Regions from separate parts of the Homo sapiens genome. Here region 2 is linked to region 1. Evidence: read pairs that join two places in POLR2A ChIA-PET (ENCODE). Cell type or tissue: PC-9. All regions are shown on one strand. Each heading gives the region's core, and the rest is flanking DNA. Links, peaks and the distances in the headings are about the cores only.

Region 1 (15,981 bases), core at 5,831-10,830:
GACTGCGACCTGTCACATGAGATTAAGTGTGGGATCTTCCACTTGTGGCATCATATGGGCCCTCAAAGTTTAAATTCTGGAGCATTTAGGATTTTGGATTAGGGATGCTGATATAGTTTGGATAGTTGTTCCCTCCAAATCTCATGCTGAAATTTGATGCCCGATGTTGGAGGCAGGGCCTAGGTGGAGGTATTTGGGTCAAGGGGGTGTATTCCTCATGAATGGCTTGATGCCCTCCTTGTGGTAGAGTTTTCATGGGTTATTTATAAGTGCATGGCACATCTCCTCCTCTCTTGCTCCTTCTCTTGCCATGTGATACATCTGCTCCCCCTCTGCCTTCCACTATGACTGGAAACTTCCTGAGGTCCTCACCAGAAACAGATGCTAGTGCCACCCTTTTTGTACAGCCTGCAGAACTGTGAGCTCAATAAACTTCTAAGTTACTCAGCCTCAGATGTTTCTTTGTAGCAATGCAAAATGGACCAAGACAGATGTTCTACCTGTATGTGGACCTGGTGCTTAAAAAGGATTATTAGGGAGTGTTCAGTGATACTGCTGGAGGTGTGAAAAGCAGCTTGCATACTACCTTTGTCCAAATTTCTCCTGGTTAAAGGCATAACCATATATATATATTGCTCAGACCAGAAATCTGAAAGTCACTATTCCCTTTGGAGATTCTACCATACTATGTATATTAAAGGCTCTAAACAGTCCTGCAGTAAATAAACTGGCTTCACTTTATTTAACCTGGTCTTGAGCATGGGATCTTTATGCCCCAAAATATCTAACAAACTATCTGAAAAACAGTGTTCTGTGCAATGCACTTTGGGAAACCTCAACCTATGGATCACGTACATGAAGTACAAGCTTTCTCAGATTTGGCTTTCAGTTCTGTAACTTTACTGTTTGCTGCTCCCCAACTCTAATCATCCTCAAGTTCTTCTGGTTTATAAAATGTGCCACACTTTCAAGCTTGTGCCTGCTGTTTCCTGAAAGGCACATGTTCTTTGTCCACCTGGCAAGCCCTACTCATCCTCCAAGTCCCAATCTAAGCATAATCACATCATCTGTGAAACTTCCTAAATGCTCCAAGGCAAAATAAATTGTTTACTCCTGTGTTTCCAGTGCACTTTATTCAAACGTTATTCACTGTATTAAAAGTAATTGGTTTGAAAGCTTTACCATCCTGCTGGTTCCTTCATTGATGAGTTGTATAAATCTTTGGCATATGCTCACTTAAAAAAGTAATGAATTTGAGACGGTTTTTTCTACTGGTGTGTGCACTTCTCAAGATGGCAAGGACAGTACCTTATTTATCTCTGTCTTCAGCAACAATGGTCATGCCTGCCACGTAATAGGGGTTGATGTGTTTGTTGAATGATGATGCCCCAAACCCAGGGTAGATATCCTCTCTCTAACTTAAGATAAATAGATGATTCAGGTTTGTGAGCCAAAAGTATACAACCAAACATGCTCAGAACAGGTTAGAACTGTGAAGATCTCTTTGTTCTGAGATAAGAGATTCAGAAAAAACACATTCTACTCCCCAGTGCCAGATGAGATTCACTAGTGTCTATCTGTGTGCTGGGTGTTGTCACCCAGTGATCCAGGGAGACAGTAACCTGTCTTAGTGGTAGGAGGAAAGTAATAGCATTTCTTAATGTCCCTGTCTGTTTATGCAAAGCCAGACAAGTAAACAGAATCATAAAGATGTCTCAGATAATGTCACGGTTAAGTTGCACCCAAACATTCTCACATTCCATTTGAGTTGAGTTTGATGCAGCATTCTGGGCAATGTCATTTCTACCAGCTAAGACTGCCCCAAATCTGCCCACTTTCAGGAGCCTGAGAATAGAGAATGCTGCTCAGAAAAGTTCTTTTGGCAGGAGGCAGAGTAAATACGGGCTCTGTTCATTAAAGATCAGATGCAAGTACACAAAACCAGGTTCTTTTTTTTTTTTTTTTTTGAGACAGAGTCTTGCTCTGTCGCCCAGGCTGGAGTACAGTGGCGCAATCTCAGCTCACTGCAACCTCCGCCTCCCAGGTTCAAGTGAGTCTCTTGCCTCAGCCTCCCGAGTAGCTGGGATTACAGATGTGCATCACCACACCCAGCTAATTTTTGTGTTTTTAGTAGAGACGGGGTTTCATCATGTTGGCCAGGCTGGTCTTGAACTCCCGACCTCAGGTGATCCGCCTGCCTTGGCCTCCCAAAGTGCTGGGATTACAGGCATGAGCCACCGCGTCTGGCAAAACCAGGTTCTTTTAGAACTTATTTATCACCTCCTGGCTGCTATCCTTCTAGTAGGAAAAAAGTATTGTTACTGATAATTATTCTTTGTCATTTTCATGGAAGTAAGTAAACCTAAAAACACAGAAAAGGGGGGAAAAAAAAACAAGTGAGCAGCTTCTTGGAAGTTTAAATGAATTGTATTCTGTGGCCACATCATGCTCTATTCTGATTTATAGCAATCAAGCCTCAAAAAAAAGACAGCAATAAATCCAATCCACATGGCTCTTGTAAAAAGGCATCTATTTGGCTTTTAATACAAAATGATATAGAGAAATACAGAAAGAAAATATCATACAAGCCAGTTACAAAAAAAAAAAAAAAATCCCAACCAACAAATTTGTCACATTGGGCCTGCATTAGAAAACAGGAAAAAAGAAAAAGAAAAAAAAAAACAGTCCCTGAAATCTGGCAGGTGGTTTTTAGAGGCCACAGGGAGCTTGCCTTAGTCATCCTGGTGAAATGGGACAGAAGTGGTTTTTGGAATATGGCCACCGCCTCCTGTTTCTTGCTAGCAATGGTCATCTGAAGGGAGGGTGCTAGCCTGGACATCCAACATTTGGCATCACTTATGCAGTCTGAGGTCTCAAAGACAAGCGGCCTTGGAGTCTTCCAGTCCATATCTTCACTGAATCTCTCCCATATACAGTCTCTTGTCACTCGATGCTGAGATAACTGAGGTAAAAAGAACAGATAACTAGAAATAATGAAGGCTCAAGGAGACTTGGTGCTCAAGGGCTCTTGTGTCAAGAGCCAATTCTGGTATAAAAGAGCAATTGGACTTAGCTTAAATTCCCCTCCTAAACACCATCCACAGGAAATTGTAGCCTGGCTTTTCAATCCAAGTCCTCTAATATCATGAGGATGACTGTACTATGGGAAATACATTATCAGACACTAAATACTGACATCCCTTGTCAGTCAAACCCCAAGAAAAAGACTTTCCCAGTCATTCTAGAAGAGAGGAATCTATGGCTGTGCCAGTCATTTTGTAAATGTGCTTCTGCTTGTTATACTTAGCCCTGGAGAAAGTTACAGTTTCTCCTTTAATTCAAGGCTGAAATTATTTGGTTTAGCCAGCCAAAAAATTTTAAGCTGAAATTTATATCTAAATATTAAAAAGTATCATTCTTGGCCGGGCGCAGTGGCTCACATCTGTAATCCCAGCACTTTGGGAAGCTGAGGCGGGTGGATTACCAGAGGTCAGGAGTTTGAGACCAGCCTGGCCAACATGGTGAAACCTCGTCTCTACTAAAAACACAAAAATTAGGCAGGTGTGGTGGTGGGTGCCTGTAGTCCCAGCTACTTGGGAGGCTGAGGCAGGAGAATCGCTTGAACCTGGGAAGGCAGAGGTTGCAGTGAGCCGAGATCGTGCCACTGCACTCCAGCCTGGGCGACAAGAGTGAGACTCTGTCTCAAAAAAAAAAAAAAAAAGTATCTTTCTTTTAATCAAATACATCATTGAAACAGACTTGATGGAAGTAAATTTAAAAAAAAATTAGACTTACCAACTTCCCTTTGAGATCAAGAAGAAAATGGAGCATTGCTCTTACTCTCACCACTTATGAGCAATGGTGAGACTGACATTGATACCCACATAAAGACTGTTTGCAGCTGGGCACAGTGGCTCACACCTGTAATCCCAGCACTTTGGGAGGCTGAGGCGGGTGGATTACTGGACGTCAGGAGTTCGTGACCACCCTGACCAATGCGGTGAAACCCCGTCTCTACTAAAAATACAAAAAAAAAAAAAAATTAGCTGGGCATGGTGGTGGGTGCCTGTAATCCCAGCTGCTTGGGAGGCTGAGGCAGGAGAACTGCTTGAACCCAGGAGGCAGAGGTTGCAGTGAGCCAAGATTGCACCATTGCTCCAACCTGGGCAAAACAGCGAGACACTGTCTCAAAAACAAAACAAAACAAAACCCAACAACAAAAAAACCAACAACAACAACAACAAAAACACCCAAAGGCTGTTTGCATGGAAATTCGTATAAAACAGATACCCGCTTTTGACTCTCTATTCCCAGGATCCCTACGGGGAGATTTCCAGTTTCCCTTTCCCCCTCGTTGGGACAGACTTACTGATGGGCTCATCAGGGTGGAAAGCCACTTCATTGATGGAGCCAGCATGGCCGGGCAGCTTATACAATATTCTCCTGCTTGTGGTATCCCACACATAAACAAACCTGTAAGGTATCATGAAAAGCAAGGGTAAGTCCTCTTAGAGCTGGGGGTAGGACAGAGGCATGGCTTTTTAAAGGAAATGGAAGCAACAATTATTTACTTACCTTACATTTACTGAACCATGTTCTGGCTTTTAGAAACTAGGAACACAGAGTTTGAATAAGACATGGACTCACCTCTTGAGCAATGGGGTGGAGAAATAAGAATAACTAAAAATATAAGCATGACTGGCATGTTTGAATACAAGCTTCTGAAATGGGAAACACCACAGGGAAGAAAAGAAAGTTTTTCCTGCAGACATCACACAAAAACCTTTTTCAGAGTGTCTAGTATAATTAGGCTACAGTTAACTTCATACTCATCCAGGAAATCTAAAAGGTAACCCAACTCATGGCAGGGTGGGAGCCTAGGCTGCTGATCCAGATGAACTTTTTAGTACTGTATTCAAACAGAGACCTGAGAAGGGACAGGAAGTGTCTGGTATATAAAATATTTATAGTGTTTGCTAACCTAATACTCACTTGAGCCAACTTTTCCATTGAATTAACAGGCAGAAGGAATACTGAATTCTAGAATGGGAAGGGGCCAAGAGAAATCAGCTTGTCTAGGCTGGGAGTGGTGGCTCATGCCTGTACTCCCAACACTTTGGGAGGCCGAGGTGCGTGGATCGTCTTAGGTCTGGAGTTTGAGACCAGCCTGGCCAACAAGGTGAAACCCAGTCTCTACTAAAAATACAAAAAATTAGCCAGGAGTGGTAGCGTGTGCCTGTAATCCCAACTACTCGGGAGGCTGAGGCAGGAGAATTGCCTGAACCTGGGAGGTGGAGGTTGCAGTGAGCTGAGACCGTGGCACTGCCCTCTAGCCTGGGTGACAGAGTGAGACTCCATCTCCAAAAAAAAAAAAAAAAAAAAAAAGAGGAGAAAAAAGAAATCAGCTTCTCTAAACTCCTTATTTTAGAGATAAGAAAACTGGGGCACAGTGACGTTTCCAAGGCAATACAGTTCATCAACGGCGTAACTAAAATTAGAACTCTTCAAAAAAAAAGAGCTTATTAGAGAATGTTCTTAGGAAGACAAAATTTTTATTTGTCATTAAAAAAAATTATGAGGCTGGGCATGGTGGCTCACATCTGTAATCCTAGCACTTTGGGGGGCCAAGGCTTGAGCTCAGGAGCTTGAGACCAGCTTGGACAACATGGTAAAACCCCATCTCTACAAAAAAATTAGCCAGGTGTAGTGGTGCATGCCTGTGGTCCCAGCTACTTGGGAGGCCAAGGTGGGAGGACTGATTGAGTCCAGCACGTAGAGGCTGCAGTGAGCTGAGATGGCACCACTGCACCCCAGCCTGGGTGACAGAGTGAGATCCTGTCTCAAGAAAAAAAAAATTATGTTTTTTTTCATGCTGTATAATAAAGGTAATGTAAGAGGCTATAGAGTTTTAAGCTTCTTTCTACTGAAATACTCTGAATACTACTGAAATACTACTGAAATACTGAAATAACACAATGTACTTTCTGCAATGCTAGAATAAATAAAAAAAAACTTCTACATTTCTCTTCAAAAGTGATGAATAATAACAGAAGATGTCATAAAAATGTGATTTTTTCCTTATTCATTCTATAGTATTAGAGCCAGTATTTTTATCATCACAGGCCATAATTTTCACAAAAGTCTACATATTATCACAGAATCTTTTTGTTTTTCTCAATTAATTTTTTTTTTTTTTTTTTGTAGAGACAGTGTCTTCCTATGTTGTTAAGGCTGGTCTTGAACTCCTCGCGTCAAGCAATCCTCCTGCCTTCACCTCCCAAAGTGCTGGGATGACGGGCATGAGCCACCATGCGTGGCATATGGCACAATCTGTATGTATTTAGAGAGCCCCTGAAATCAACTCTGTTCCTAATCCTCTGAGCCAATGATGACTTTATAGCCTTATCAAACTGAAGTAAAACTTGAAGGGCAAGTTGAGTGAACTGCTGAGATTTTATGAGCTCATCTAGGCTCTCCTGAAGACTGTGTCCCAAAGTAGTACTTCTGTATAACTGATATGATATGGCTTAGGAAGAAGAAATTGTTTTTCTTATTCAAGCTTGCCTTGATGTCCTGTGCTGAAGGTTTCCTGCCATGGAGCAGACAGAAGTGACCAGGAGCCCAGCAGGGGGTTCCTATGTTCCTGACCACCTCTTCAGTAGCCACAGAAACTACAGAGCTGAACCCAAGACTCTGGAGCTCTTAATATACTCTCGTATTTTACTTTCACTTACCCTCCATAAATGTACTGGCTAAAAAAAAAAAAAAAAAAAAAAGTTCCTTTGACCCTCAATCTTGCTTAAGTCATTAAAGGGTAAAGTATAGAGCTATTATCTTAATCTGATGATGTAAAATTCATCTGTTGGTAAATATAAAGGGCTGGTAGTTTTGAAGCAGGTATTTAAAATTATTTACATATTTTGTTTTGTGCAATCAACAACTCACCAGTACTTGATCATAAAAATGGTACATTCACCAGTACTGGATTATAAAATGCCTAGTTCTAATCCAACTTACACTTTTGGTCAAAAATGCAAATAAACAAGAGCTTCTTAATTATACTATTTAGCTGTCATCAGCTAGGCTCCATAGAAAGTAAGTTCTGAACAAGATGGAAGAGAAGCAGGAACTCCATCTGTCTAGACTCCATGGCTCTGATACTCATGCCCTTCCTACTGTCTTCTTTCTTGTCATGCACAAAAAGCTGGTCCTCATTAATTCAATAAAGGGCAGTATGGCATAGTGAAAGAGTATGAGCTCTGGAGTCAGAAAGACTGGGGTTCAAGTCTCAGTGCAGCTATTTACTAGCTAAGTAAGCTTAGCTCAGAGAAGTTAAATAATTGCAGATCATTTAACTTCTCTAAGCTTCTTAGTTACAATGATGGAGAAAATATTGATCTCATAACTTTGTTGAGAAAAATAATGAGGTAATATATGCAAAGTGCCTGGCACACAGAATTAATTATAGCTATTGTTATTATAAGTACACTCATCATCAAAACAGAATCTCATGAAGTCAATGGGCTGAATAAATCACTCTTGGCCGAGAGACTGGTCAGCCTTCCCGTAGCCTATAGGACTATTCAGAGTTTCAAGTTTGAATATGAGGAGGTGATCTGTAAGTTATTAGTTAGTAGAAAGGAGAAGTTTGCCAAATCCAGGCCAAGCTGAAAAGGAGTTTTCTGAGGATACATTTCCCAGGCACATAAAAGACAGAATCCCAGATCTCCAAGGGTTTACACTTCAAGGTCTCACTCTTGATGGCTGCCAATTAGATGCTAAATTTAGAGGGGTTCCTTGCCCTCTCCTTACTTTGGCATGGCAACATTTGGCAGGAACCAGAAGCCTTATGTAACACAGCTGCTTCTTGACTTGGGGCCAATTGGTGAGGTGGCCTGTCAAATCTTGCCAACCCCCAGCAGGTAGAGAGGGATAGGCTTTCCTCATACCACGCTTTCACATGTGATTTTGTTTTTTTTTAAAGAGATGGGGTCTTGCTCTGTTGCCCAGGCTGGAGAGCAGTGGCATGATTGCAGCTCACTATATCCTCAAACTCCTGGGCTCATGGGGTCCTTCTGCCTCAGCCTACCAAGTAGCTGGGACTACAGGTGCACACTACTATGCCTGGCTAATTTTTTAAATATTTTTTTTATAGAGACAGGGTCCTGCCATCTTGCCCAGGCTGGTCTTGAACTCTTGGGTTCAAGCCATCCTTCCACCTCAGCCTCTCAGAGTGTTGGGATTAAAGGTGTGCACCATTGACCACATGTAAAGTTTAAAGGAACAGTGGAGAGGAAAAGAGAAAAAAAGGACATTGCAATTCAGAAAGGGCCAATGCCAGAAACAAACTGCTCATCAGAAAAAAAAAGTATGTAAATATAATTTAAAAATTTAATTACAGCTGGGTGCAGTGGTTCATGACTGTAATCCCAGCACTTTGGGAGGCCGAGGCAGGCGGATCATGAGGTCAGGAGATTGAGATCATTCTGGCTAACACGGTGAAACTCCATCTCTACTAAAAATACAAAAAACTAGCCAGGCGTGGTAGCGGGCACCTGTAGTCCCAGCTACTCGGGAGTCTGAGGCAGGAGAATGGTGTAAACCCAGGAGGTGGAGCTTGTAGTGAGCAGAGATTGCACCACTGCACTCCAGCCTGGGCGACAGAGTGAGACTACATCTCAAAAACAAACAAAAATTTAATTACAAAAGATACACTCTTTCTGCTGAAAATTATGTAAAAATACTTAGGATAGTTCTTACTATATCAGAATATGAGACACCTTAGTCTGTTTCTTGAAGTCTTCTCTAGCAACTTGATAACTTAAAATTCTTTAGATTTCCCTCTTCTAGGCAGCTCTCTAAACCACTTGCACTCAAATGATCAATGTGACACTTTCACCTGGACCCTTTCTTTTTCCTCCAGAAAATACCTGAATACTTGTCCATTTTTCTTGGCATTAAACTTGTCAGGAAAAAAAAAAGTAGACTCTGGAATTTAAATATGTTCAGAATTATTCATTAATAGAAAGGTATGGGACAGATCACAGTGCAGCTTCTGTGTGGCAGCGTTAGGGCCCCAAATAGAGGAAAACCCTGGAATATGCTGAAAGCCCTGGCTAGCCCAAGAAAGTCTTCCTATTTATAGGATGGTGCTTGTTTCAGTAGGATTGAAAGAGAAACTCTAAAGGGGAGGATAGGATTAAGCTAAAAAGGGTCAAGACACTGCCCAATGAGAGCTAAACACAGGATTTGCTGTCAGAGGGTCTTATTGTTCTTTACCAGGCCTCATTTGCAGCCCATCAGACTCGACACCTGGACATCCCTATTCAACCTCTGATTCTCCCCCAAGCACAGGTTACCACAGACATGCCAAATACAACAGCATCTGACAGAAGAATTCTCTCCCTTCTGTTTCTCATTCAGCACATAATGCCTGAGCCAGTTTAGATTCGTATTTCATAAAGCCTTAGCCGATTAATTCAGCATGGGGTGGAAAATACCTAGTTCACATTTTGTTACACCCTGCACCTAGCAATCATTGCACTTCCCACTAACCCAGACACAGCTCTGAATCATCTCCAACACAGGCAGGCATTACCAATAGCTGAGCTGCTATGCAGGGTAAAATTGGACTGCCATTCTTCAGCTAGGAATTCATTCATGTAATATAAACTAATTGGTTAGAAAAGCTCAAGCACTGACAACAGTGCCATGGGTTCACAGAAATGACTAAGATTCATTCCCTAATCTCTAGGAGAAAATAACTTAGTGGAGGTACCTCACTTTGTCTGTCTGATTGTAAGATGTAATAAATGCTACCAAAGTTTAGATGTATGAAATGGGATTACAGCACAAAGAACAATTAGTTATCTCCAAGAGGTAATAGAGAGAGGGGACCAGGGACAGTTTATGGATGTAACATAGAGGTGGTTACTAGAGAGATATAGGAGTTTAGATAATGAAGAGGGAATGTGAGAGAGAACCTAGAGGTGAGAACGCAAAAGGAGGTTAGAATATGAAAATTCCATGTGCGCAGCATTGTGGTGATGGTGGGGGAGGTGGGTATTTAATATGTGTTCAAATGAACTGAAGCATGGAATAAGAAATGTGGTGAGGGAAACTAGAGACAGATTATGAGACTGAATTTTATTCTGATGGCAAAGGGAACCCAACAGAATCAAACAAATTGTTGATCCTCTAGGTCTAAAATGTCTCCAAAGTGGGTAGAAATGATCTGTTTGTCGAACACGGTTTTGAAACCCTTCATACTGCACAGAGCTTCATCTTCAAGCACAGTCATAACTCTATGTCTGCTCTAGCTCCATATCCACGCTTTATGTATAAAACACAAGAAGACATCCTGCATAGCTATATCATTGTTTTTTTTTTGGAGATGGAGTCTCGCTCTTGCTGCCCGGGCTGGAGCAGTGCAACGGCGTGATCTCGGCTCACCGCAACCTCTGCCTCCCAGGTTCAAGTCATTCTCTTGCCTAAGCCTCCTGAGTAGCTGGGATTACAGGCATGTGCCGCCACGCCCGGCTAATTTTGTATTTTTAGTAGGGATGGGGTTTCTCCATGTTGGTCAGGCTGGTCTCGAACTGACCTCAGGTGATCTGCCCGCCTCGGCCTCCCAAAGTGCTGGGATTGCAGGCACGAGCCACCGCATCCGGCCAGCTACATCATTCTTTACTTTGCACCCACTAATCCTTACCTGTCGGCTGAGCCAGCTGCTATTTTGCTTCCATCAGGTGACCAAGAACATCTCAGAAGGTTCTATGATAAACAAGAATCCACTGAATAGTAATATACCAAACTCCTCTTTGCAAGGCTACCGAATCACTAAGAGGCTTTAAATTTCCTAACTAGAGTTTTAATTACTCTTCTCAGGAAGATGGTCTGTAATTATCTTATATTCTATGGCCCAAAACAGCATACTTTGTTATTTTACACCATATAAAAACTGTAGAAAATACTTAACTTACAGTTAATTAGATTGAACCTGGCAACAAAATTTTGTTCTACTTATAAATGGAGGCTCCCTTTGCTCCATTTATCTTGATACTCATTTTTTTTCCTATTTATCTTGAAGAAAAATACACGCAAACCCAACAAATAATAAATTTTGGGTTTTTTTTTTTTTTGAGACAGGGTCTCGCTCTCTTGTCCAAGCTGGAGTACAGTGGCACAATCATAGCTCACTGTAGTTTTGACCTCCTGGGCCCAAGTGATCCTCCCACTTCAGCCTCCCAAGCAGCTGAGACTGCAGGCACATGCCACCACACCCAGATTTTTTATCTTTTGTAGAGACAGGGTCTTACTATGTTGCCCTGGCTGGTCTCTAACTCCTGGCCTCCCACCTTGGCTTCCCAAAGTGCTGGGATTACAGCTGTGAGCCACCATGCCAGGTCTAAAAAACAAAATTTGATTTATACAGTGAAACTGAATCTCAATGAGCTCTCAAAAAAAAAAATCTCTATTAACAAATTCTCTGAGGGGAAAAGCTTCTTTCAATAGAGCTGACCTTGAAATTTGAGGCTTTGAAAAAAATTTTCTCTCTCAGAACTTGGGCCGTGGTAGTTACTGAGGGAAGAGATGTATTCTTAGGGTTCTAACACACATGGTCACGGGATGCGGAGGCAGGTAGGGAGACCATCCAGGTTACAGCTATGGGAGCTTGGGTTCCATATGGAAAACTGATTTAGGAGGGTAAAATTCCCAAGTAATTAAAAAGGCCAGGAGTCTCTTGTTGAGGCTGGTGTCAAGTCAGATGCCCTCAGTTTGAGGGCTGGCTCCATTCCTTTTGGGCTATATGACTGGCTTCTCCCCAGTCACTATTATTTCTATCCGTTTTATTTTTGGCAACAAGTTTTAATTAAGAGCAGTGTTATTGGAATGAAGTCCATTCTTAGCAGAGCTACTGCTCTCTATCCTTAGTACCACCTTAAATGTTTCTCTGAAGTAAATGAACAGTAAAACTCCTCTGCCATGCAGAACTCACCTTTTCAAAGTTGTGCACATTTCCTTGAAATATCTTTACACATCTCTCTTTGGGGGCAAATGGCCGGACATCCCAGACACGAACTGCAAAACAAATCCAAATAAACAAACCAACCAAAACAACTATCGGCCAGAGGCCTCCTGGGCACCCAGCTGAAATTAGTATCATGTCAATCAATGGCAGATGCTGTTTCCTCGGTGGGCAAAGTCCAACTTGACATACTGCTACCTGTTAAGGCTCTTTTCTTTTTCAAGCAGGAAAACACATCTAAATCCCAATAACTGGGGCTAGCTGAGGGGGCAGGAAGGAAAAATGTCACACACAATGTTGGTAATTTGCAACAGAATGCAGTTGGGTGTGATACTAATTTCAAAAAGATATTTTGCAAGATTTCTCTGCCAGCTTAGTCACATCCAGCAAAGCTTCAATGTGACAAACTAAATACCAGGAACTACTGTGACAATGAACTTATAAAAGCCAAACTTACATCGCCCTTTCCTAATTTCCCTCATATGGGCACCTGATAGTCTAAGACTGGACAAGGTCAGATATATATAAAATATATAAAAGGTCAAATAAATCAAAAAAGCACTGTACCATACCAAAAATCAGAAAAAGTAAACATTGATTCTATCTCTGTTACATATTTGGGTGATGTCAGGTAAACAGTGAGATTGTTTGTGTCTTGGTTTTTCTGTTCTGTAAAATGAAGAGAAAATTATCTGTCTTCTTTTTAAAATAATATTATTGACTGATATGATTGAGATGGAGTTTCGCTCTTGTTGCCTAGCCTGGAGTGCAGTGGCGTGATCTCGGCTCACTGCAACCTCCGCCTCCCAGATTCAAGTGATTCTCCTGCCTCAGCCTCCCAAGTAGCTGGGATTACAGGTGCCCACCACCACACCTGGCTAATTTTTGTATTTTTAGTAGAGATGGGGTTTCACCACATTGGCCAGGCTGGTCTCAAACTCCTGACCTCAGGTGATCTACCCTGCCCAGCCAATAACACTATTTTAAAGATCCAATGAGATGATATATGTGCAAAGGTTCTAAAATTTGTAGGCAACAAACAAAAATAAAGAATTTGTAATTGTATTATGCAGCCACAAGAAATTATTCTATTATTTTTTCCTTATTTTAGTATCAATCTAGGAAACCTCATTGTTCCTCATAAAGAACGCTAGAATTAGCTAGGCATGGTACTTGGGAGGCTTGCCTGGGCCCAGGAGTTTGAGACCAGCCTGGGCAACACAGCAAGATCCTGTCTTATCAAAAAAATTAAGGAAAAAATATTTTTTTAATGCTAGATTAAATGTGTATAAACATCTATTGTAAGCAGTAGCTATAGCCGTTGTAACTGAAGCTATACCTATAGTGGAATTTCAGTGATGTCATTTTATTTGAGTATGAAAAAAGTATTATCAATCCTTGGAGTCAGACAGGCATAAAAAGGCAAAGCTATGCGTGAAAGTTTGCCATTGAGAATATAGTTAAAAGGTAAAGATGTCCATTAATTCAACAAATATTTATTAAGTACCCAATGAATGTCAGGTATTGTTTTTGTTACAAAATGTCAGGGAATACATTTTAGTTCCTGACAAGCCTATAATTTTGTATACCAGGGCCATTTCCAAACTCCCTCAACATTAAGCATATAATCCAGCAAGTCACCTTACTTTTTTTCTGTAGTAACCCATCCTCCCACCCTACAACTCAAAAACAAGTAAAGAGAAAGAGCAAGAGTGTGTTCGTGTAAATCCAGAATGTTTTAATGAAGACCTCTTCCCACACCAATGCTTTCAGAGTGGGGAGGGAAGACAGACTGGCAGGAAAGAGCAGAAGAGATCATCCAAGCTTGGTGCTCTCTGAAAACGCACAAGAACTGCCTTGAATAGACTTCTAGATTCACATCTTTTTCATTAAACTCATCACCTAGAGTTTCTAATATCCTGTTGGATACACAGCATACCAGAGCTGAGATGGGTCTTAAAGGTAAAGTCCAATCTTCTTATCAATGTAGAAACTGATGCCTAGAGAGAAGAAATGCTGTGTGCAAAGTTGTTCAGGGACAAGACAGAGATCTGAGACTACAGTCCTAGATTCTTGACTATCTCACCTAAAGCTTTCCCCATTACAACACATTCTAATCGTCTGATGGAATCTGTGAGCAATCTTTGACTTTTTCCTTGGATCCTGGGAGAGATTTCCTTTCCAAAGTTACCTGTATTGTCCATTGCATTGGACAAAAGATAAGAGCCTTCAGAACTTAAACTCAGGCCAGTCACTGAATCTGCATGGCCTCTCATGGTGTAGGTTAGCTTGTTCTGGCGCAGGTCCCAGACCTGCAAAAACAGAAAGGTGCCCCCAGAAATCAAATTAATAAAAGCAGAGAAAGAGAATGACACAAGAGACAAGAGTCAATTGCCCAGAGACACTGATATTACTCTACTATAAAACACAGGATTTCTGTCAAAGAGAAAAACACCTTTTTTTAATTTTCATTTTTTTTTTGAGACAGCGTCTCACTCTGTTGCCCAGTGCAGTGGCACTATCATGGCTCGCTGTAGCCTTGACTTCCCGGGCTCAGGTGATTCTCCCATCTAAGCCTCCCCAGTAGCTGGGACTACAGGAGCATGCTACTATACCCAGCTAATTTTTCTGAAGAGACAGGTTTCACCATGTTGCCCAGGCTAGTCTTGAACTCCCGAGCTCAAGCAATCCTCCCACCTCATCCTCTCAGTATTTGGATTAACACGCATGAGCCACTATGCCTGGCCAATCTCTGTCTTTCTAAAAAGGTAGCTCAGGCTACCACGTTTGACTAGATAAATATAAACGAATGCATATCAAATGTTAAGATAAAGTTTTACACACAAAAAAATAGAATTCAGAAAGGTTATTTTCAAATCATAGCAAAGAAAAACTATTATAGAAAAAAACTAAAAATGGCTATGATTCTTAGCCATTAAAAATTATTATAAATACATAAAACGAACATGTCATTTAAAAAAGGCATTATGATTACATGTTTGTGTAACAATATGAAAAATACAGATGCTTAAAATTTTTCTTTTAATGTAACAATATGTGACAATAAATGTATATATATGTACATGTATGGATATGTACATGCACATACACTATGGAAAAGCACATTTATTAAAATAAAAATAAATTACAGGTTCACTATTGCTTGTATAGGAAACGTAAGATACAGAAAATAACCTAAACGTCAAGCAGGAAAAATAGGTGGTTTATTAAATTATGGTTCATAAGCACATTGCAAAACTGAATTCTCATACAGGAGATAGCATGACAGAGTAGAAAGAGTGGTGACTTAGGGTAAGAATAAACTGTTCCTTGCCACTTAGAGTTATGTGTCATTGGGTCACTAATTCTTTCTGGGCCTGTTTCCTGGTCTGTAAGATTAGGGATAACAATAGCTACTTCTTACGGCTGTTGTAAGGATTATAAGAATGCTTAGCATATGCCGGGCACAAGACAGGTCCTCAATAATGTGTAGCTATTGTTAAGCAGTTCCTAAAAATAACTCAGAAGACCAAATGTAAAAATATTTACATAATAAGCTATTAAGCAAAAAAGGAAAATACAAAACAGTATTTATCTTTACACAGACTACAGCTATGTAAAATAAATATTTTCAAGCTAACAGAAATAGTCTGGAAAGTCACATGGCAAAAAGAACAGTAATTTTGTTAAGGTCACTGGTATTACATAAAATACAAATTTTCCCCCAATTTTATTTCATATTGCAATGTAGTTTTTTTCTAAGTGAATAAAACTTTTGCTGTTCCTTAAATCAAGACACTTTTCCTTATCTAGAAATGAGTTAGGTGTTACACAGCAGAGCAATACATAGGGCAGACAACTCCACTTTCTCCATCAGTAACTCACTCATGTGTGGAGCCCAACACATTTTCTATACGATCATTTTTTTATATCAAGATGTTTGCTGCTTCAGT
Region 2 (14,611 bases), core at 6,716-11,715, 94 kb before region 1:
GCTAAGATGGGAGGATTGCTTGAGCCTGGGGGAGGTCGAGGCTACAGTGAGCTGTGGTCATGCCGCTGCACTTTAGTCTGGGTGATATAGTGAGACCCTGTCTCAAAGAAAAAAACAAAAAGTCCGGGCGTGGTGGCTCACTCCTGTAATCCCAGCACTTTGGGAGGCTGAGGCAGGTGAATCACGAGGTCAGGAGTTTGAGACCAGCCTGGCCAATGTGGTGAAACCCTGTCTCTACTAAAAATACAAAAAAATTAGCTGGGCATAATGGCGGGCGCCTGTAATCCCAGCTACTTGAGAGGCTGAGGCAGGAGAATCGCTTGAACCCGGGAGGCGGAGGTTGCAGTGAGCTGAGATTGCACCACTGCATTCCAGCCCAGCTGATAGCGTGAAATTCCTTCTAAAAAAAAAAAAGTCTGGGCACGGTGGCTCACACCTGTAATCCCAGCACTTTGGGAGGCCGAGGTGGGCAGATCACCTGAGGGCAGGAGTTCGAGGCCAGCCTGGCCAACATGGTGAAACCCTGTCTCTACTAACAACACAAAAATTAGCTGGGTGTGGTGGCAGGCGCCTATAATCCCAGCTACTCAGGAGGCTGAGGCAGAAGAACCTCTTGAACCTGGGAGGCGGAGGTTGCAGTGAGCCGAGATTGCGCCACTGCATTCCAGCCTGGGCAACAAGAGCGAAACTCCGTTTTGGAAAACAAAACAAAACAAAAGTCTAGGGGCAGCGGAGATATAGCGCCAGCCAGCAGGTGTCGCTGTGACACCCATTCTCTTTGGTGTTCTGATGGAAAGAGCAGAGTGAGATATTTGAGTCGGATTAAGATTGTGTAGACAGGGAAGAGATAGCGATGGTAAACACGGGCCATACCTCTGCTGGAGATAGTAGGGAGGTTGAACAATATCACTTAGGAAAAATGCCCAGCCAGATGCTCAACAAACGGGTTATTTTCTAGGAAATTTACCACCTGTGTCATTTTTCTTTTGTGTGTGTGTGTGTGTGTGTGTGTGTGTGTGTGTGTGTGTGTGTGTCATTTTTCTTTTCTCACTGAGACAGGATCTCACTTAGTTGCCCAGGCCGGAATGCAGTGGCACGATCACAGCTCACCGCAGCCTCGACTTTCCCGGGCTCAGGTGATCCTCCCACCTTAGGCTCCCCAAAAGCTGAAATTACGGGCAGGCGCTAATTTTTGTATTTTTGTAGAGATAGGTTTTTGCAATGTTGCCTAGGCAAGTCTCAAGTTCCTGGGCTCAAGTGATCTCCTGCCTCAGCCTCCCAAAATGCTGAGATTAAAACCGTGCCTGGCCTTATTTTTCTTAATTTCTCTGTGCCTCCGTTTCCTCATCTATAAAATAGGATGCTGTGAAGATTCAGAGAGTTAATGTCCATCTGGCATGTTGTAAGGACTTGGTAAGGGTTTAATGTTGATTATTTTCCTCCTGTCAGCAACAATCTGCCTTGCTGGGCTCCCAGAGTTTTATTCCCCCCACCTGTGTAGACCTCTTGTCACACCAAGGACTCTCTCTGGACACAAGGGCAGGATACTGAGGGGGACAGAGATGCATTCAGGGTGTGTTCGCTCTGGAGGGTGAGAGGGTTTGAAAGTCAGTGTCGACCGGGCGTGGCGGCTACACCTGTAATCCCAGAACTTTGGGAAGCCTAGGCGAGTGGATTGCCTGAGGTCAGGAGTTTGAGACCAGCTTGGCCAACATGGTGAAACCCCGTCTCTACTAAAAATGCAACAGTTAGCCGGGTGTGGTGGCATGCGCCTGTCGTCCCAGCTGCTTGGGAGGATGAGGCAGGAGAATTGCTTGAACTTGGGAGATGGAGGTTGCAGTGAGCTGAGATGGCGCCACTGCACTCCAGCCTGGGCAACAAAGCAAGACTACGTCTCAAAAAAAAAAAAAAAAAAGCTGGTGTCCATCGGCAGGTGACGTCATTGCTCAAAACTCAGTTTTCCTGTCTGTGAAATGGATATCAGTGAAAGAGCCAGCGGCGAATGTGAAACTCCAGCCTAGTGTCTGGCACAGAGTGGGCATTCAAATAGCAGTAGCTGCAGGGCTTGTTGGCACTGGTGTTGGGGGCTTGGGACCCCTGCTGTCTCGTCACAGATCACCAACCAAGCTGTGGTTATTTTATTTTATTTTATTATTTTTTGAGACAGGGTCTCACCCCAGTTGCCCAGGCTGGAGTGCAGTGGCACCACCTCAGCTCACTTCAGCCTCAACCTCCCGGGCTTAGGTGATTCTCCCACCTCAGCCTCCTGAGTAGCTCCGACTACAGGGATGTGCCACCACACCCAGCTAATTTTTTGGTATTTTTTCAGAGAGACAGGGTTTCACCATGTTGCCCAGGCTGGTCTTGAATTCCTGGACTTAAGCAATCTGACCGCCTTAGCCTCCCAAAGTGCTGGGATTACAGGTGTGAGTCACCCCCACCCCTCCACCCCCAGCCCAAGCTGTGTTTTTTTTTTTTTTGAGAGAGAGTTTCGCTCATGTTGCCCAGGCTGGAGTGCAATGCCATGATCTTGGCTCACTGAAACCTCCACCTCTTGAGTTCAAGCGATTCTTGTGCCTCAGCCTCCCAAGTAGCTGGGATTATAGGTATCTGCCACCATGCCCAGCTAATTTTTGTATTTTTAGTAGAGACAGGGTTTCGCCATGTTGGAGAGGCTGGTCTTGAACTCCTGGCCTCAGGTGATCCACCCACCTCAGCCTCTCAAAGTGCTGGGATTACAGGCATGAGCCACTGTGCCCGGCCACTAAAGCTCTGATTCTTTTTTTTTTTTTTGAGACAGAGTCTCACTGTCTCCCAGGCTGGAGTGCAGTGGCATGATCTCAGCTCACTGCAACCTCCACCTCCCAGGTTCAAGCAATTCTCCTGCCTCAGCCTCTGGAGTAGCTGGGACTACAGGTGCCCCCCACCATGCCCAGCTAATTTTTTGTATTTTTAGTGGAGACAGGGTTTCACCGTGTTAGCCAGGATGGTCTCGATCTCCTGACCTCGTGATCTACCCACCTCAGCCTCCCAAAGTACTGGGATTACAAGCGTGAGCCACCACACCCAGCCAAAGCTGTGGTTCTTAATCTAATATTTGGTAACCTGTGATGGCAGACTGGGGTCCTCATGCCAGTGTGATGTTTCTGAAATCCAGAGAACCATCCCATAGTTAAATGGGAAGAGGTTGCTCAGGCCCACAGAAGAATCTCTGTTGGGGGCTATCATCAGCTCTCTAGGATGTCACATAGTGTGTCCTGCCCAGCAGAGCTGCTGGGACAGCTGTTGTTGGCAAATGGAAAACTAATTAACTCTTAACCAATACTCTGTTTTTAAAAATGGGACCTGGTTGTGGATGGTAGAAAGTGGGGAGCAGCTGAGCAAGGTGGCTCATGCGTGTAATCCCAGCACAACAAGGCCGAGATGGGAAGATTGCTTGAACCCAGGAGGTCGAGACCAGCCTGGGAAACCTGGTGAAACCCCATCTTTACAGAAAGAAAAAAATTAACTGGGTGTGGTGGTGCACACTTGTAGTTCCAGCTACTCGGGAGGCTGAGGTAGATCACTTGAGCCCAGGAGGTCGAGGCTGCAGTGAGCCATGATTGTGCCACTGCACTCCAACCTGGGCAAGAGAGCAAAATCCTATCTCAAAAAAAAAAAAAAGGTGGGAGTGGCCGGGTGCAGTGGTTCATGCCTGTAATCCCAGCACTTTGGGAGGCCGAGGCAGGTGGATCATCTAAAGTCAGGTGTTCAAGACTAGCCTGGCCAACACGGCGAAACCCTGTCTCTACTAAAAATACAAAAATTAGCTGGGCATGGTGGCAGACACCTGTAATCCCAGCTACTGGGGAGGCTGAGGCAGGAGAATATCTTGAACCCAGGAGGGGGAGGTTGCAGTGAGCCGAGATCGCACCACTGTACTCCAGCCTGAGTAACAGAGCGAGACTCCATCTCAGGAAAAAAAAAAAAAGGTGGGAATGCTGATCTAGTTTACATTCTCCACTTTAACTCAAACACCATTTTACAGGCAGAGACACTGAGGCCCTAGTTTGAAGCTCAAAGGTCACAGTCTAGTTTTTGTTAAGACCAGGGGTCAGGGGTTGTCATTGTCCTGTAGTAGAAAAGAACTAATGTTTATTGGGGACATACTATGTGTCAGGTGGCTTATAAACATTCTCCTTAATTATCACAGTAGCTCTGATATATTATGTCATTTTACAGATTTGAAAAATAAGGCTCAAGATCTAAAGGCTCACTTTTCCTTCATGGTAACTTTACTAACTGTCTTTCCTCTGCCTAGAACAGTGGTTCTCAAGTGTGAGTGTTGTCCTCCAGGGTCATTTGGCAATGTCTGGAGACATTTTTGGTTGTCACAACCAGGGGTGGGGGGTGCGTGTTGTGGCTAGAGCCTAGGGATGCTGTTAAACGTCCTCCAGTAACACAGGATGGCCTCTCACAACCAGGAACTACCCAGCTCCAAATGGCAGCACTGCTGAGCTTGTGAAACTCTGATCTAAAGTAATGCACGCCCTTCCCTCTGGGTCACACCAGGAAGCCTCTCCTGACTCCCCACCCAGGAGAGGTCGCTCCTCCCTGTAGCCCCTGCAGCCACCAGCCGTGCTGTTAACAGGGCTGGTTGTCCTGCCTCTAACCAGAGCTCTTTGGGCAGATGGTATTGAAGGTATATTCAGTAAATGCTTACTGGCTTAAAACACAGTTAGGGCTGGGCGCGGTGGCTCACGCCTGTAACCCCAGCACTTTGGGAGGCCGAGGCAGGCGGCTCACCTAAGGTTAGGAGTTTGAGACCAGCCTCGCCAGCATGGTGAAACCGTGTCTCTACTAAAAATACAAAAATCAGCTGGGCATAGTGGTAGGTGCCTGTAATCCCAGCTACTCGGGAGGCTGAGGCAGGAGAATAGCCTGAACCTGAGAGGTGGAGGTTGCAGTGAGCTGAGATCGCACCATTGCACTCCAGCCTAAGCAACTAGAGTGAAATTCCATCTCAAAAAACAAAAAAACAAACAAACAAACCAAAAAACACAGTTAGTGTCTTTCGTCTATTGACCTCTTGCTTCAGTTAGGCTGGTGGCTTTTCCAGGACTGGGATGTTTGTGAAAGACCCCACAGCCTCTGTGTCCTTGCCAGAGAGGTGGCAGGCTTTCTGTCACTTCAGTTGTGCAAATTGAGGCCACAGGGCCACTTACCAATGTAGATGTAGTACAGTGCAGAGGTTAAAAGCACAGGATTTTACGTCAGAAAGATCTTGATTTAGGTCCTAGCCCTACAACTTACTGTGTGACCTTGGACATGGTACTTGACCTCTCGGAGTCTCAGTTTCCTCAGTTATGAACTGCAGATAATAATAGTATCTACCTCTTTGGGTCATTGTGAGGATTAAATTGGACAGTCTAATCACAGTGCTTAGCACAGTGCTGGCAATTTCAGCATTCTGAAAATGCTGGCCATTACTATTATTAGGAGATGCCATGGGGTTTCCACTCAACGGTATCAGGTTCCTTCTAATTCTGAAATTCCCAAAACATGCTAGGCTCTATCACACCCCTGTGCTGTTTGACCTCTTTGAACAAGCTGTACTTTGGCTTAGAATGCTGTTCTCCCCACGCGTGTCTTCCAAATACACTCCTCTTCATCCTTCAAGTCTTAGTTCAGGTGCCACCTCTTCTGTGAAGACTCCCTTGATTGCCCTCTTCTGTGCTTCCACCATGAGCCTCCACCCGCCCTGGAATCCTACTGCCATTAGAGCATTGATTCTGTATTTTTTTTTTTTGTATTAAGTTTCTCCCCATCCAGTCTGAGGGCTCTCCCCAGGAATAAGGACTGGCCAACATGGAGAAACCCTGTCTGTACTAAAAATACAAAAATTAGCCGGGTGTGGTTGGCACGTGCCTGTAATCCCAGCTACCCCGGCGGGGCTGAGGTGGGAGAATCGCTTGAACCTGGGAGGCGGAGGTTGCAATGAGCCGAGATGGCACCACTGCACTCCAGCCTGGGCTATAGATGGAAACTCCATCTCAAAACAACAAGAACAACAAATAAACAAACAAACAAACAGAGACAGAGTCTCACTCTGTTGCCCAGGCTGGAGTGCAGTGGTGTGATCTCCACTCCCTGCAACCTCCACCTCTTGAGTTCAAGCGATTCTTATGCCTCAGCCTCCCAGTAGCTGGGATTATAGGCGCCCGCCACCATGCCCGGCTAATTATTTTTATATTTTTAGTAGAGATGGGGTTTCACCACTTTGGCCAGGCTGGTCTCAAACTCCTGGCCTCAAGTGATCTGCCTATCTTGGCTTCTCAAAGTGCTGAGATTACAGGCATGAGCCACCGTGCCCAACTTTTAAAAATTTTTATTTTATTATTATTATTTTTGAAACAGTGTCTCTGTCACCCAGGCTGGAGTGCAATGGCATGATCTCAGCTCACTGCAACCTCCATCTCCCAGGTTCAAGCGATTCTCCTGCCTTAGCCTCCCAAGTAGCTGGGATTACAGGTGCCCACCACCATGCCTGGCTAATTTTTTTTTTTTTTTTTTTTTTGTATTTTACTAGAGACGGGGTTTCACCATGTTGGCCAGGATGTTCTCGATCTCCTGACCTTGTGATCTGCCTGTTTCAGCCTGCCAAAGTGCTGGGATTACAGGCATGTGCCACTGCGTCCGGCCTAATGTTTGTATTTTTAGTAGAGATGGGGTTCCACCATGTTGGTCAGGCTGGTCTTGAACTCCTGACCTCAAGTGATCCGCCCACCTCAGCCTCCCCAAGTGCTGGGATTACAGGCATGAGCCACCACTCCCATCCCTTTTTTAATTTTTAAAATTCATTTTTTAGAGATGGGGTCCTACTCTGTCACCTAGGCTGGGAGGCAGTGGTACAATCACATAGCTCACTGCAGCCTTGAACTCCTAGACTCAAGTGATCCTCCCACCTCAGCCTCCTGAATTGCTGGGATTACAGGTGTGCTTTTACCACACCCAGCTTCCTAAGTCTTAACTGCAATCTCATGAAAGATTCTGGCCAGCACCACTCAGCTAAGCTGCTCCTGAATTTCTGACCCACAAAAACTGTGGGAAGTAATGTTTGTTGGTTTTAGCCACTGTTTTGGGGTGATTTGCTATGCGAGCAATAAAAAATTAAGAGTCCCCCAAGTTTTAGGGTAGTGGTTCATGGCTCTGGCTAGGCATCAGAATTCCCCATGAATGTTAAGAAAAAAATGCAAAGGAATTTGCCGTGAAACAATATGTGTTCAGTGGTTAGAGACTGAGCTCAGGAGTCAGAGAGGCTGGACTTGAATGCGGATGCTGCCACTTACTAGCTGTGTAGACTTGGGTAAGTGACTTTATCTATGCCAGCTTTCGTTTCTCCATCTATAAGCTGGTGGTAATAGAACTTACTTTCTTAGGATTGTTAGGAAGACTAACAAGAGCATTTATGTTGATTCTGTCCAGTAGGTAAGCTGTAAGAAAGAAATCTAGGGCCTTGTCTGTCCTGTTCACTGCTGTAGCCCAGTATCTAGGACAGTTCCTGGAACATAGTAGGTATTCATTAAGCATTTCTTTTTCTTTTTCTTTTTCTTTTTCTTTCTTTTCTTTTTTTTTTTTTTTTTTTTTTTTTTGAGACAGAGTCTCACTCTCTTGCCCAGGCTGGAGTGCAGTGGCACGATCTTGGCTCACTGCAACCTCTGCCTGCCAGGTTCAAGTGATTCTCCTGCCTCAGCCTCCTGAATAGCTGGACCACAGGCATGTGCAACCACAGCTGGTTAATTTTTAAATTTTTTGTAGACACAGTATCTTGCTATGTTGTCTAGACTGGCCTTGAACTTCTGGGCTCAAGCAATCCTCCCATTTTGGCCTCCAGAGTGCTGGGATTACAGGTGTGAGCCACTTCCCCAGGCCCCTTGTTTATTTATGGTGTGCATCCTCCCAGGAGACATCCTCACCAAGAGCAGGGATTACTGTCTGTTTAGTTCACTGCTTATTCACAATTTCTGGCACATAGCAGGTGCTTAATAAACATTTGAAGGATGAATTCAGATGCGTGGGCTCCAGGTTCCAATGAATTATAACCTGTTACGCAGGTAGAGCCCAGGAATCTGTATTTTATTTAAAAAATTTATACGTATATATGTTTATAAACTTTATTTTAGGAGACAGGATCTCACTATGTTGCCCAGGCTAGACTCAAACTCCTGGTCTCAAGGGATCCTCTTGTCTCAGCCTCCCAAGTAGCTAGGACTACAGGTGCACCCCACTGAGCCTAGTGGAATCTATATTTTATTTTATTATTATAAATTATTTTTGAGACAGAGTCTTGCTCTGTTGCCCAGGCTGGAGGGCAGTGGTGCGATCTCAGCTCACTGCAACCTCCGCCTCCTGGGTCCAAGCAATTATCATGCTTCAGCCTCCCCCATAGCTGGGATTACATGTGTGGGCCACCACGCTTGGCTAATGTTTGTATTTTTAGTAGAGACGGGGTTTTGCCACATTGGCCAGGCTGGTCTTGAACTCCTGGCCTTTAGTGATCCGCCGACCTCAGCCTCCCAAAGTGTTGGTATTACAGGCATGAGACACTGTGCCTAGCTGTATCTGTATTTTAGAAAGGCATCCCAAGTATAGTGAAGGTTGAGAAGCTCTATCCCAGAATGTCAGCAGTAAAGCAGCCAATGAGTATCATGCAAGCAAAGTCCAGCCCTCTCATTTCACAGATGACATCACCAAGAGCAGAGTGAGAGTAGTTCCCCAAGGTCACAGGTTGTTGACAGAGAAAGAACTAGTGCCAACAGTAGTGTCGGATACCCAACACAAGGCTCCCTGGAGCTCCAGCTGGCCTGGGCCTGCTCAGTCTCATTCCAGGGCTGACTGAGGGGAACTGCTGAGTCACTGGAACTGAGGCCCAAGGCAGGGTGTGGCCTCCATCGCCTGGTTAGGGGTGGGGCAGAGTGGGACTGCCCCCACCTCCTCTGGGTGACTGAGGCTGAGGCCGGAAGAGGGACAGGCAGAGAGCTCAGACTGCCTCCCCATTCGTGGGACCCCCTCCCTTCACGTGAAACCACCTTTGCAAAGATTGTAACTGAGGAAATTATGACAGTGAAAGGGATCTGACCTAACCGACACCATCTTGCTTTTAACCTCTAAGCTGCCCTTGTTCATTCTTGGGTGTAGGCCAAAGTAACCTTGGGAAGGAATTCAGTTTATACTTTAACTTTGAAACAAAAATTATAATAGCCCTTTCCCGAAATAAACCCCCTTCTTTTTTTTTTCTGAGACTGAGTCTTGCTCTGCTGCCCAGGCTGGAGTGCACTGGTGCGATCTCAGCTCACTGCAAGCTCTGCCTCCCGGGTTCACGCCATTCTCCTGCCTCAGCCTCCCCAGTAGCTGGGACTACAGGTGCCTGCCACCACGTCCGGCTAAATTTTGTATTTTTTTAGTAGAGATGGGGTTTCACCGTGTTAGCCAGGATGGTCTCGATCTCCTGACCTCGTGATCCACCCACCTTGGCCTCCCAAAGTGCTGGGATTACAGGCGTGAGCCACTGCACCCGGCTGAAATAAACCCCCTTCTTGCCTGGGGACCGGTCTGCCTTCATAGGACTAAGAAATTATTGGCCGGGCACGGTGGCTCACGCCTGTAATCCCAGCACTTTGGGAGGCCGAGGCAGGCAGATCACGAGGTCAGGAGATCAAGACCATCCTGGCTAACACGGTGAAACCCCATCTCTACTAAAAATACAAAAAATTAGCTGGGCACGGTGGCAGGCGCCTGTAGTCCCAGCTACTCGGGAGGCTGAGGCAGGAGAATGGCGTGAACCCGGAAGTTGGAGCTTGCAGTAAGCTGAGATCACGCCACTGCACTCCAGCCTGGGTGACAGAGCAAGACTCCGTCTCAGAAAAAAAGAAAAAAAGAAATTACATGATTAGAAATTATGGTTTATTGGGAGGCCAAGGCGGGCAGATCACCTAAGGTCAGGAGTTCAAGACCAGCCTGGCCAACATGGTGAAACCCCATCTCTACTAAAAATACAAAAATTAGCTGGGTGTATGATGGTGGGCGCCTGTAATCCTAGCTACTCAGGAGGCTGAGGCAGGAGAATCGCTTGAACCTGGGAGGCGGAAGTTGCAGTGAGCCGAGATCCTGTTACTGCACTCCAGCCTGGGTGACAGAGCAAAACTCAGTCTCAAAAAAAAAAAAAAATTACGGTTTAAGAACCATGCAGGCTCTGGCTGCAAGAGCCTGAACCTCCTCAAATTGCTCCTGGGAATAACATCACTGTTGTCAAACCTAAGATCAGTGCTTGAGATATTTTGCAGACCTTGCTGTTCCCAGCTGACGCCATCCAGACCCATAATCTGGCTCAACCAGTTCTTTGATCTCACCCTGAAACAGTAGACAGCATGAAAAACTCACTTCATAGGGGCCGGGTGCGGTGGCTTACGACTATAATCCCAGCACTTTGGGAGGCCGAGGCAGGCGGATCATAACGTGAAACCCCATCTCTACAAAAATTACAAAAAAATTAGGTGGGCACATGACTGTAATCCCAGATACTAGGGAGGCTGAGGCAGGAGAATTTTGCTTGACCCCGGAAGGCGGAGGTTGCAGTGAGCCGAGATCGTGCCACTGCACTCCTGCCTGGGCAACAGAGTGAGACTCTGTCTCAAAAAAAAGAAAGAAAAACTCACCTCAACCTCATGGTTCCTGTTGGTTTTATCTCCAACCTGACCAATTAGCAGTCCCCACTTCCTGAGCCCCTACCCACTAAATTATCCTTAAAAACTCCCATCTCTGAATTTTCAGAGAGACTTATTTGAGTAACAAAACTCCGTTCTCCTGTACAGCCAGCTCTGCATGAATTACTCTTTCTCTATTGCAATTTTCCTGTCTTGATAAATCGGCACTGTCTAGGCAGTGGGTAAGAAGAATTCACTGGGCGGTTACACCAGGACCCCAGTCTTTGACCAAACTAATCTAGTGGTGAAGTTAAACCAATGCTCAATTTCAGGAATTGGGTTATAGCCTTTGAAATGGCTAATCCATTTTTAAAAATTTTCAGATTGTCAGTAATAAATAAAATTAAGCTTAAATGTAATTCAGCTTTGAGAAAATATTCTTATTTTATTTTTATATTGTGAGACAGAGTCTTGCTCTGTTGCCCCGGCTGGAGTGCACTGGCGTGATCTCGGCTCACTGCAACCTCCACCTCCCGGATTCTAGTGAGTCTCCTGCCTTAGCCTCCCAAGGAGCTGGGACAACAGATGCGTGCCACCACACCTGGCTAATTTTTGTATTTTCAGTAGAGATTGGGTTTCACCATGTTGGCCAGGCTGGCCTCAAATTCCTGACCTCAGGTGATCTGCCTGCCTTGGCCTCCCAAAGTGCTGGGAGAGGAATGAGCCATTGCACCGGCCAGCTTTGAGTAAATATTCTTTTCTTTTTTTGAGATGGAGTCTCATTCTGTCACCCAGGCTGGAGTGCAGTGGCATGATCTTGGCTTACTGCAAACTCCGCCTCCCGGGTTCAAGTGATTCTTCTGCCTCAGCCTCCTGGGTAACTGGGACTACAGGTGCCTGCCACCACACCCGGCTAATTTTTGTATTTTTAGTAGAGATGGGGTTTCACCATATTGCCCAGGCTGGTCTCAAAATCCTGACCTTGTGATTCACCTGCATAAGCCTCCCAAAGTGCTGGGATTACAGGCGTGAGCTGCCGCACCTGGCTTGAGAAAATACTCTTAAAGCCAGCTCTTGATATGAGGGAGCTGGCAGGCATAATTTGACAGCGTCTTGAAGACAGTGACATAGGTGGGTTTCAAAGCTGTTTGAATGCCTCTTCACCAGGGCCTAAGATTTCCCAAACCTGGATCACCTGGGGCACTGGTGAAAAGCACAGATTCCCATCACTGCCTAGGGGATGTTGGATTCAGTGTGTCTCAGAGTAATTGGGGCTCAGGAATCTGGATTTTAAGGGATTCTTAAATTCTGCAAGACTGGGCCAGGCATGGTGGCTCATGCCTGTAATCCCAGCACTTTGGGAAGCCTAGGTGGGTGGATCGCCTGAAGTCAGGAGTTCAAGACCAGCCTGGCCAACATGGCGAAACCTCATCTCTACTAAAAATACAAAAATTAGCTGGGCGTGGTGGCGCATACCTGTAATCCCAACTACTCGGGAGGCTGAGGGAAGAGAATTGCTTGAACCCAGGAGGTGGAGGTTGTAGTGAGCTGAGATCACGCCATTGTACTCCAGCCTGGGTGTGACAGGGCGAGACTCCATCTCCAAAAAAGAAAAAAAATATTCTGTAAGATTGAAAACGACTGCCCTGGCCCTTTGGAATAATGAATCTTCTTAGAAAGGAATGAGGCCTTGGTGTCAGGACCTACTTCATCCCTAATCTGTTTAGAAGTTGCAAGACTCACATTCCAATGCACTGAAGAAAACATTATGTCCCTAAGTCCCAGTAGACTGTTGTGCTTGTCAAATGCACCATGGGTCAATTCACATTTCATTGCTTCAAAGAATGCCATGGGCACCTTTATGACTCGGCAGTTATTGGAAGATGGTCAGCCCTACCTGGATTATTTTAATATGCAGAAGTTGTTGGAAGATGGCCTCAGGATGGCAGGAGCTGGGGGAACATCCACTGGACTGCCTGGGAGGACTAGCTCAACTGGTTCCAGAGTGGGGAATTTAATATTTGGATCCAGGTCTGCCTGACTCCTGCAGTTCATGCTGATTATTACTGTACTAGCTCTCCCAAGTTAATACACAGAGTGCTCATCATCACACACATGAGACACATGCCTACATGCAGAAGTGAGACACGCTAGGCCTCTTGCAGACAGAACATTGCTTCCTGCTTTCCTCCTCTAGCCTAACCTTCCAGCCCTGCCCACTCTCTCTAAAGTATGGCTCTAATTGATTAGCTTGTGATGGAAATCCTTCAATGGTTCCCCATCGCTATCACTCAGGCTGATGCATTGATTCAACAATCAGGACTGCTGTAACCTAGATACAACTCTCTTTTTTTTGAGATTGGGTCTTTACCAACTGCAGTGGCTCATGCCTGTAATCTCAGCACATTGGGAGGCTGAGATGGGCGGATCACTTGAGGCCAGGAGTTCAGAACTAGCCTGGCCAACATGGCGAAACCCTGTCTCTACTAAAAATACAAAAATTAGCTGGGTGTGGTGGCACATGCCAGTAGTCCCAGCTACATGGGAGGCTGAGGCACGAGAATTGCTTGAATCCGGGAGGCAGAGGTTGCAATGAGTCAAGATCAAGCTACTGCACTCCAGCCTGGGGTGACAGAGTGAGACTCTGTCTCAAAAAATAAATAAATAAATAAATAAATAAATAAATAAGAAAGAGAGAGAGATGGGAGAGTTGGGGTCTTGCTCTGTCACCCAGGCTGGAGTGCAGTGGTATGATAAGAGCTCACTGCAGGCTTAAACTCCTGGGCTCAAGCTATCCTCCTGAGCACACACCTGTGGTCCCAGCTACTCAGGAGGCTGAAGAGGGAAGATCGCTTGAGCCTAGAAGGGCAAGGCTGCAGTGAGCCATGATTATGCTACTGCACTCCAGCCTGGGTGATAGAGCAAGACCCTGTCTCTCATCTCAAAAAAAAAAGAAAAAAGAAAAAGAGGTGCATTGGACTCTCCCTCTCCCTCTCCGTCTCCCTCTCCGTCTGCCTCTCCCCTTTCCACGGTCTCCCCTCTCCCTCTCTTTCCACGGTCTCCCTCTCATGCCCAGCTGAAGCTGGACTGTACTGCCGCCATCTCGGCTCACTGCAGCCTCCCTGCCTGATTCGCCTGCCTCAGCCTGCCGAGTGCCTGCGATTGCAGATGCGCGCCGCCACGCCTGACTGGTTTTCGTATTTTTTTGGTGGAGACGGGGTTTCGCTGTGTTGGCCGGGCTGGTCTCCAGCTCCTAACCGCGAGTGATCCGCCAGCCTCGGCCTCCCGAGGTGCCGGGATTGCAGACAGAGTCTCGTTCACTCAGTGCTCAATGGTGCCCAGGCTGGAGTGCAGTGGCGTGATCTCGGCTCGCTGCAGCCTCCATCTCCCAGCCGCCTGCCTTGGCCTCCCAAAGTGCCGAGATTGCAGCCTCTGCCCGGCCGCCACCCTGTCTGGGAAGTGAGGAGCGTCTCTGCCTGGCCGCCCATCGTCTGGGATGTGAGGAGCCCCTCTGCCTGGCTGCCCAGTCTGGAAAGTGAAGAGGTCTCTGCCCGGCCGCCATCCCATCTAGGAAGTGAGGAGCGTCTCTGCCCGGCCGCCCATCGTCTGAGATGTGGGGAGCGCCTCAGCCCCGCTGCCCCGTCTGGGATGTGAGAAGCGCCTCTGCCCGGCCGCGACCCCATCTGGGAGGCGAGGAGCGTCTCTGCCCGGCCGCCCCGTCTGAGAAGAGAGGAGACCCTCCGCCTGGCAACCGCCCCGTCTGAGAAGTGAGGAGCCCCTCCGCCCGGCTAACACCCCGTCTGGGAAGTGAGGAGCGTCTCCGCCCGGCAGCCACCCCGTCCGGGAGGGAGGTGGGGGTGTCAGCCCCCCTCCCGGCCAGCCGCCCCGTCCGGGAGGGAGGTGGGGGGGTCAGCCCCCTGCCCGGCCAG

What was found. Peaks named below come from ENCODE experiments on the same cell type or tissue, not always from the same donor. Only the 100,000 strongest peaks of a DNase experiment are listed, where the experiment ranks them.
Region 2: POLR2A ChIA-PET joins it to region 1 with 19 read pairs; 5 of 35 experiments call an interaction of 5 or more read pairs at or near these places.

What each region holds. Positions count from the first base shown.
Region 1 is chr1:31,257,160-31,273,140 of GRCh38, forward strand. It overlaps SNRNP40 (small nuclear ribonucleoprotein U5 subunit 40), which reads right to left. Exons shown (of 10, transcript NM_004814.3): 6 at 14,220-14,340; 7 at 11,999-12,081; 8 at 10,712-10,773; 9 at 4,370-4,473; 10 at 2,409-2,962. The coding sequence ends at 2,913. Among named protein-coding and RNA genes, the nearest start is that of NKAIN1, 25 kb to the left of the region's middle. In PC-9, for the core only: no CTCF peak of the experiment used is centred there; no DNase peak of the experiment used is centred there.
Region 2 is chr1:31,162,103-31,176,713 of GRCh38, forward strand. No RefSeq gene overlaps it. Among named protein-coding and RNA genes, the nearest start is that of NKAIN1, 70 kb to the right of the region's middle. RefSeq lists enhancers at 1,710-2,209, 4,776-5,275, 8,805-9,054. In PC-9, for the core only: no CTCF peak of the experiment used is centred there; a DNase peak (open chromatin) is centred at 8,829; H3K27ac peaks cover 1,193 bases.